Regions from separate parts of the Homo sapiens genome. Here all the other regions are linked to region 2. A link is a loop called in an ENCODE intact Hi-C map of the cell type or tissue named here. Cell type or tissue: dorsolateral prefrontal cortex. All regions are shown on one strand.

Region 1 (2,500 bases), 430 kb after region 2:
GTTTAGAATGTCAATTTAGCAAAATTAATCTGGCATCATCCTATAAGACTGATTGAAAAAGGAGAGAGTGGGGAAGTAGAAACCCATTAGGAAAGAGCAGGGTTGGCTGGTAATCCTCAACCAAAAATTTCTCCCCAAAACCTTTGAGGGACAACAGGCTTCCAAAGTGTTCTTAGAGTGTCTCATTTCCTCAGAGTTCTATATTCAAGGGAAATCCCTCAGTAGATATCCTAGCTTGGACCTACACCTAAGGTCTTAGAAAAAAAACAAGGCTACCTTGTTCCCAGGTCCCCATGTACTCCTGAACGGCAAGCAGTGGAATGATGGCAGGTACAGCGAGATGCCAGAGGGTTTGATGAGGGCAAGAGTCAACAGACCCTGGCCAAAGACTCTTGGTTTTTCCTTTAAATGTTAAGATGTTTCCCATCAAATTTCTCTCCACTTATTCACATTGTTAATGACTTAATCAGTGAAAGCTCTCAGGAGTATTATTAAATTTTTCAAATAGTTGGCCCAAAGTATTGAATCCCTAAAGATGGTCCTTTAGACAGTTAACATACACATGTTCCTGGCATCTCCCGAATCATAGTGTGCAAATGATCACTATTTGTGTGCATATAGGACTAGGCTAGGCAGGTAACCACATCTGAGCGCCTCCATTTGTGACTTGTGAACCTGATACAACATGTCCAATCTGATAAAATAAAAAGCATCCAGCCAGTGAAGAGGACGTGTACCCTGGCTGATATCTTGGACCTTCATCTGCTAAATGACAGGAAGAAATTTGCCATAAAAGGAAATGATGGACCCAACAGGTAGCTTATACTCCCTTCATGTTTTGACCTCTAGAGAAGACTTCAAGTCTTTACAGCCAAACGGGAGAGGCAGCCACCCTCCATGTGCCTCCCCTAGAAAAATCCATCTGGATTTGGGGCCTGGGGAAGGGCACTGTGAGGGCGGCCGAGTACAGCATCCTCGCTGCCGTGTGGTAAGAGTGACATCTGGTGGCTGCCATGCTCAGGCTCAGTGCTCTTCCATCAACCCTGCAAGGGCAATGGAGGACTTCGGAGACCACTTAGGTGCCCCAGGTGGAAGGGACCATGCAGATGAAGGAAATGGAGCTCACGATGGGGAATGGGGGTTTGATTTGCTCAAAGACCTTCTAGATAATCTTGAGATTAGACTTAGTTTCCTGGATTCTAGGACAGGGTTCTTGTGTCCTGCTTATTTCCTTTATCGTTCTTTCTAATCAAAGTTTGAGATATACAAAAGGCCACATGGAACATATGTGTAGTTATTCAGCATAATGATGAAAAGAAAAGCTATGGGTCCTTCTAGAATCCAACTAGAACACTGAAATTCTTACATGCCTCTGGGTACTCCTCTTGTCTCCCATCCCCTCTGCATTTATCCTGAAGTTTTGTGTTTTCCATTCCCCTGCTTTTTAAAAATACTTTTATCTTAAATGTATATATCCTTAAACAATATACTGTATAATTTGTTTGCTTTCCTGATCCTTTCTAAGAAATTATTTACATGGATTTTCTCTCTCCAAAGAAGATGGTGACAACTCACAAAGATACCTGCTTTTCCCCAGAACTATAGCTTTGCTGTAATGTACTAACATTGAGGATTTCTGGAAGAGAGAGAGCCATGGCATGACAGCCTTATCAGAGGGTAGCCTCAAGCTAAGATCTTAAAAAATAAGTACTGATTTAAATTATATTTAGAAGGCAATTCACACATCCACCTTAGATTTTTTAAAAATTCATTCATTCATTGAAAAACATTTCCTGATTGATTAGTTTGATTGTCCTCATACACTAATGATGCCCAGGAATCTCTCCACATTCTGCTTGTAATCCACAGGAATCATTATTTCAGGATGAGGGAAAGGCAATTCTGAATAATTGACCTGAACTTTCTTAGGGGCCCTCAATCTTAACGATGGGCTCAGGCACTATATTTTATAAAAAGAAAATAAATAAGACATAATATCTCACAAATATTAGTAGGACAATTAAATAGATCATCTGAAATCAGGTGTAGTGGAAAGTCAAGGATGGCAGTTGCCATGCTGCACTGAGCCCCCCTTATACTTAGCTCTTGCTGAGTTAAGAGGGAACCATGAGTGTGAGAAAGACTAACAAGTGAGTGAAAAACTAGACAGTAATACCAGGAGGAAGGCCAAGAAATGTATCACTAATTTCTTGTTTGATTTCAGAGCTGGAAACAACTTCTGGTGGATTCCTGTAGTGGGCCCTTTGGTTGGTGCTGTCATTGGAGGCCTCATCTATGTTCTTGTCATTGAAATCCACCATCCAGAGCCTGACTCAGTCTTTAAGACAGAACAATCTGAGGACAAACCAGAGAAATATGAACTCAGTGTCATCATGTAGTGGCATGCTCAGCTCTGGATTTGCAGTCAGTTTGGGATTCTCTTCAGAAAGATGGCATCTAAGTGTCTGTGTTCTTGTAAGCCTGAGGTGGAATCCACCCA
Region 2 (2,500 bases):
CCAGGGTAGGAGAGGGACTTGCTTTTTACTGTATAGTCTTTTGTATCTTTTGAAATTTATACCATGTACCTGCATTATCAGTTCCAAAAAATTAGTTGAAACCAGTAACTGAAAAAATAACTACTTAATGAGCCCTCTGTCTACCCTTTTGGAACCCAGCTTTCTAAAAGAAGACAAAACTTACCAAACCAACTTATAGAGAAAAGTACTCTCACCCCTAGCTCATTTTCATTCCCTGGCTGACCTACCAGCAGAACCTCCGCCCCCCTGCGGCCCGATACCATCATTTTTAATGAAGTTAATTTTTATTTTTATTTTTATTTTTACTATTTTGATAACCACTTTCTGTGAAATAATAGTTTTTTTTTTTCAAAACTTGGCTCATATCTCCTTTTATGTTAGCAGTCATGGCATAGAAAAGCTGCCCACAGAATGACATACATCAAAAACAGTTTTCTGTTTAGACGGATAGCTTTAAGTGTGTGCAAACAGGTGCCTCTATGTGTGGAAGGAAGACATGCTAGATTATTTGGGGTCCACCTGCAGAGGAATGAGCTAATTTACAGAAGAGTGAAGCAGGCTCTGCACTGAAGGCCAGGGTTAAGGCATATAGCTAATGATAAAATAAATGAATGTGACTTTCTAAAAATGTCATGGGGGAGAAGAAAATGAGGAGGAAGGGAAAACTGGCCTCTATAATCTTGTAATGTTACAAATAGAATTGCCATGTGACTCAGATCTTCTCAGAGGTTAGAGGGCATAGGTCACTTTTTTAGTGGTGCATCTTTGTCATTAGACGAAGAATAATTGGGAGGAAATGATTTCACCCCAGAGTTTAAATTCCTCGGTCACTGCCTCATTTTCTTCCATAGATCCATAGGAATCTCCTGGGAGTGAAGTGGAGCCTGTGCATTTCCTAGAGTTGGGCTTTTTGGGGTTTTGGTTTGGATCTATGGTGTTGCTCTCTTGGGGACAGAAAGTATGGACAGGGCACAGGCGCAGAGACAGGTCACTCTCTGTGTTTCATTCCCGTCCTGACACTTTCTAGCTGTGTAGCTTTAGATAAGCCACGGGACATTTGTGGATTTGAGTTTTTGCATCTGTACAATGAGTTACTAATACTAAGCTGGAAGGGTGCTAAGGGGACTGAGTGTGAAAATTGGTATCAAGCTCTAAGAAGCGTTTCCTTTCCTTTTGCAGAGAGTGCTAGAAGGGAGACTGCTGTCCCCACAATGGCTGCAGCCCCATTCCTTTTTCCAAGCTGCCTGGGTGAACATTCCAGGATCCTGACATTCTGTGGAAATTGATGAGTGCTTGCTCAAAGGTCGATGATGTGCTACAGATGGCATCACCTGTTAGAGACAGAGCTTTCTCAAGAGGAGCTTTGATTTCCTTTACTTCCCGAACTGCTATTTCACAGTCTCTCAGTAGATGTCAGCAGCACAGCAAACATCTCACTGCCCATCATGGAAGCAGGTTGGTTCAAAAACTTTTCCAATTAAAGAAAAAAAAAAAAAAGGAATTAGTTCTTTCCTTTGCAATTTTCTTCAGAAGCCCCAGAACCAAAATGGTAAGATCTAGTGGCTTCAAAGTAGATTCCTGAGAGGATTACTCAGGGTGTGTTTGCATTTTAAAGACAACCTTTTATTCCCTGTAATGAAAACATCACCCCTGAGATGGCTAGGGATTATAGCAACCTTTTTGGAATTTTCGGCAAGTTTATCTCACATTTACTCTCTAGGCAAGAGTGAAATAATAGAAGATGTCCAATATTTTGCTTCTTCCTGTGAAGTAAATCAAAACCCTGGGAATGTTTTCTCCTAAGTTAATTAACTGATGTGTCCTCCTCTATATCTTCATTATATTCAATTAACCCTCTGATTGCTACTACAGACAACTGCCACAAGCTCAAAGAATAAGGCAGAGTTTTCTCATCAGAATGAAAGAGAAGATTTGAGCTGCTCTGGAGGCTGAGGTTTGAGAATCACTTGGGCCTGGGAGGCGGAGGTTGCAGTGAGCCCAGATTGCACCACTGCAGTCCAGCCTGGGTGACACAGCAAGACTCTGTCTCAAAAACAAAAACAAACAAACAAAAAAAGAATGAAAGGGATTATTTGAATTTGTGCCCTAGCAATATTTTGAGGTGATGTCCACCCAGGCTTTGCTTATGACATTTCCTACCTAAGCTGACTCCCCTTCCTGCTCCCTCCATTCTTGCCTGCCCAGCCCCAGGTATGATAGGAGCAAGGTCAGCACTGCTAAAGGTGGGAATGTCTCCATTGATGTACCTACCCTTTTGTCCCCAGTAATATAAAATTTTGCTCTGAAACTTTACTTGAGATTAAATTGGCTCTTGGGTATTATATTTACCTTGCTTCTGTTCCTTATGGCTTTTTACTGTGAGGAAGTTTGCTCCTTGATTCGTCATGTTATTTTTTGGCATTAATGTTCATTTCTTGCTGTTGCATTTAAATGGTATGTCTCTTGATCACTGCATTTT
Region 3 (2,500 bases), 71 kb after region 2:
ACAACAATTTCACAGTTATGTATGTTTCTACTTCATCTAGATCTAGATTACTAACTTCTAGGAAGCAGGGGCTGGATCACAGGGATCTTTTTCATCCCCTACCAGGTCAAGAATATTGTGTGTACAAAGTAGATAACCATAAATGTAGGGATAGGTTTTAAATGTCATTTTGTTTTTTGACTACATGAGTAATACACATTTAGTGTAAAAACAGGTGAACAGACAGAGAAAAAACAGTTTTTAAAATTACCTTAATTACTAGCCCTTTTTAGAAATTACCATTTAGCTTTTGGAGTACACACATACTCACATGCACACATGCCTGAGAAGAGAATATATGGGAATTATAAAGAAAAATTAGATGATATTTCACAGGTTGTTCTGTAAGTTCTTTTTCTCATTGAATAATATATTATAAATGTCTATAGCATTAAATTGAAAATGATATAATTAAATGACTTGCATTTGTTGAGCCCAAATTGTAATATATGCAGGAATGCTGGTATGATTAGCAGCTGTATCATGTTCTATAACTTGGCATGCTAACCATTTTGTATAATTGAAAGGTTGTGTTTCCCTTTTTGAAGTAAATGCAAGGGACGTGAATTGTTCCAGAACACAGCAAAAGATAGACTGCTACCCAGTTTATTACATAAAGCAAGCACAACCTTGGTACGCATAACCGATCAAGATACCATTAGTGTATTAGTCTGTTCTCGTGGTGCTAATAAAGACATACCAAAGACTGGGTAATTTATAAAGGAAGGAGGTTTAATTGACTCACAGTTCCACATGACTGGGGAGGCCTCACAATCATGGTGGAAGATAAAAAAGGAGCGAAGTCATGTCTTAATGGCAGCAGGCAAGAGAGCGTGAGCAGGGAAACTCCCCTTTATAAAACCATCAGATCTCATGAGACTTATTCATTATCACGAGAATAGCATGGGAAGGACTGCCCCCATGATTCAATTACATCCCACTGGGTCCCTCCCACGACACATGGGAATTATGGGAGCTACAATTCAAGATGGGATTTGGGTAGGGACACAGTCAAACCATATCAATGAGCAAAATAAAACTACAGAGCAAGATCACTTTAGGAATGTTGATCTTAAATGAAATACAAGAAAATAATGTAAGATGATATTGAATAAATTAATAATGATGATAATAATGCAAGCTAACATTTGTAGAGGTCTTTCTATGTGCCAGCCAGGGGTCTGAGTTCTTTATATACACTGTGAAGTACCATTGTAGAGATGAAGAAACTGAGGTACAGAGAGGGTAACTTGTGCAAGTTTATGTTACTAGTAACTGCACACAAAGATCACATCGGGCTTTGGCTCCAGCAGTGCATGAATAGACCATTTCAAGGAAATGTGATACAATGTAGTACAACAATAGGTTCAACAAGGAAAACAAAGATCATATTGATAGATTTCGATGCTTGGAGACAATGCCTCTTTTAATGAAAACATTACAGAAAAACAGGAGCAGAATATTTGTTTATACCAAGGAGTACATTTTTCAAACTAATGCATTATTCTGTTAAAAATCAAAGCATGGATTCCTCATTTCTACCTACCAGGAACCAAAATATCAATCACCTAGGAATATTTTATAGGATGTACTAAGTTTTCTCTATTCCGGGAAATTAATACTTGTTCTTTATATGAAAATTTGGATGGAAAGGCTAGAAAATCACAATGAAAAGAATCAAAATCTCCCATATACCCATTCTGAGATAAAAAAATCTCCCGTATAACTGTTCTGAGATAATTCCTTAACATTTCTATGCATATAATTTCTTTTCCATACTGAATTAGGATTATACAATTATACTATTTTGAAATTCAGTCTCTTTTCAGTTAAACATATACTTTGAAAAATATCTTCTCATTAAATACTCTGTCACATGTGAATTTTAATGGCTGTGCAGTATTCCCTCAAGAGGATGGATCAGATTTTAACCTCTAATGTTGAACACTTGGGTGGATTCCGTTCTTCAGCTGTTATAAACAACAATGCAATTAATATTCCTGTCCCTAAACTCACTTCCACAGCTCTGACATTTAATTTAGGTTAAGTTCTTAGAAAAGAGTTCCAAAATTTTTGGTGTACATTGCCAAAATACCTTCCTAGAATATTTGCACTAATTTATACTCTTACCAGTAGTATAGAGTGTCATGTTCCTCACTCTTTCACTTTCATCTACCAATATTATCTACCTCCTTATCTGCAGGTTCTGCAACAACTATTTACATAGCATTTGCCTTGTATTAGATCGTATAAGTAAGCTAGAGATGATTTAAAGTATAGGGGAGTTTACATGTGTGCATAGGTTATATGTTAATACCACGCCATTTTATATCAGGGACTTGAGCATCCATGGATTTTGGTATCCATAGGAGTCCTGGAACCAATACCCCAGGGATACTGAGAGATGACTGTAATTCAAATGAGATATGGGTGACATATATGAGATAGATGTGTGACACAT

The links. Hi-C counts contacts between places; a loop is a spot of excess contacts. Peaks named below come from ENCODE experiments on the same cell type or tissue, not always from the same donor. Only the 100,000 strongest peaks of a DNase experiment are listed, where the experiment ranks them.
Region 1: a loop joins it to region 2, with 5 times the contacts of the local background. A loop is called at or near these places in 26 of 110 quality-filtered maps.
Region 3: it touches region 2 in a loop (6-fold over the local background); 2 of 110 quality-filtered maps call a loop at or near these places.

What each region holds. Positions count from the first base shown.
Region 1 is chr15:58,181,737-58,184,236 of GRCh38, forward strand. AQP9 (aquaporin 9) reads left to right here. Exons shown (of 6, transcript NM_020980.5): 6 at 2,225-2,500. The coding sequence ends at 2,399. Among named protein-coding and RNA genes, the nearest start is that of AQP9, 45 kb to the left of the region's middle. In dorsolateral prefrontal cortex, CTCF peaks have their summits at 998 (motif pointing left) and 1,208; a DNase peak (open chromatin) is centred at 995.
Region 2 is chr15:57,749,971-57,752,470 of GRCh38, forward strand. It overlaps LOC105370834 (a long non-coding RNA gene), which reads left to right. Exons shown (of 6, transcript XR_001751554.3): 4 at 1,201-1,476. Among named protein-coding and RNA genes, the nearest start is that of POLR2M, 45 kb to the left of the region's middle. RefSeq lists enhancers at 1,239-1,991, 2,414-2,500. In dorsolateral prefrontal cortex, CTCF peaks have their summits at 1,440 and 1,640; no DNase peak of the experiment used is centred here; H3K27ac peaks cover 909 bases.
Region 3 is chr15:57,820,654-57,823,153 of GRCh38, forward strand. No RefSeq gene overlaps it. Among named protein-coding and RNA genes, the nearest start is that of POLR2M, 120 kb to the left of the region's middle. In dorsolateral prefrontal cortex, no CTCF peak of the experiment used is centred here; a DNase peak (open chromatin) is centred at 1,338; H3K27ac peaks cover 2,500 bases.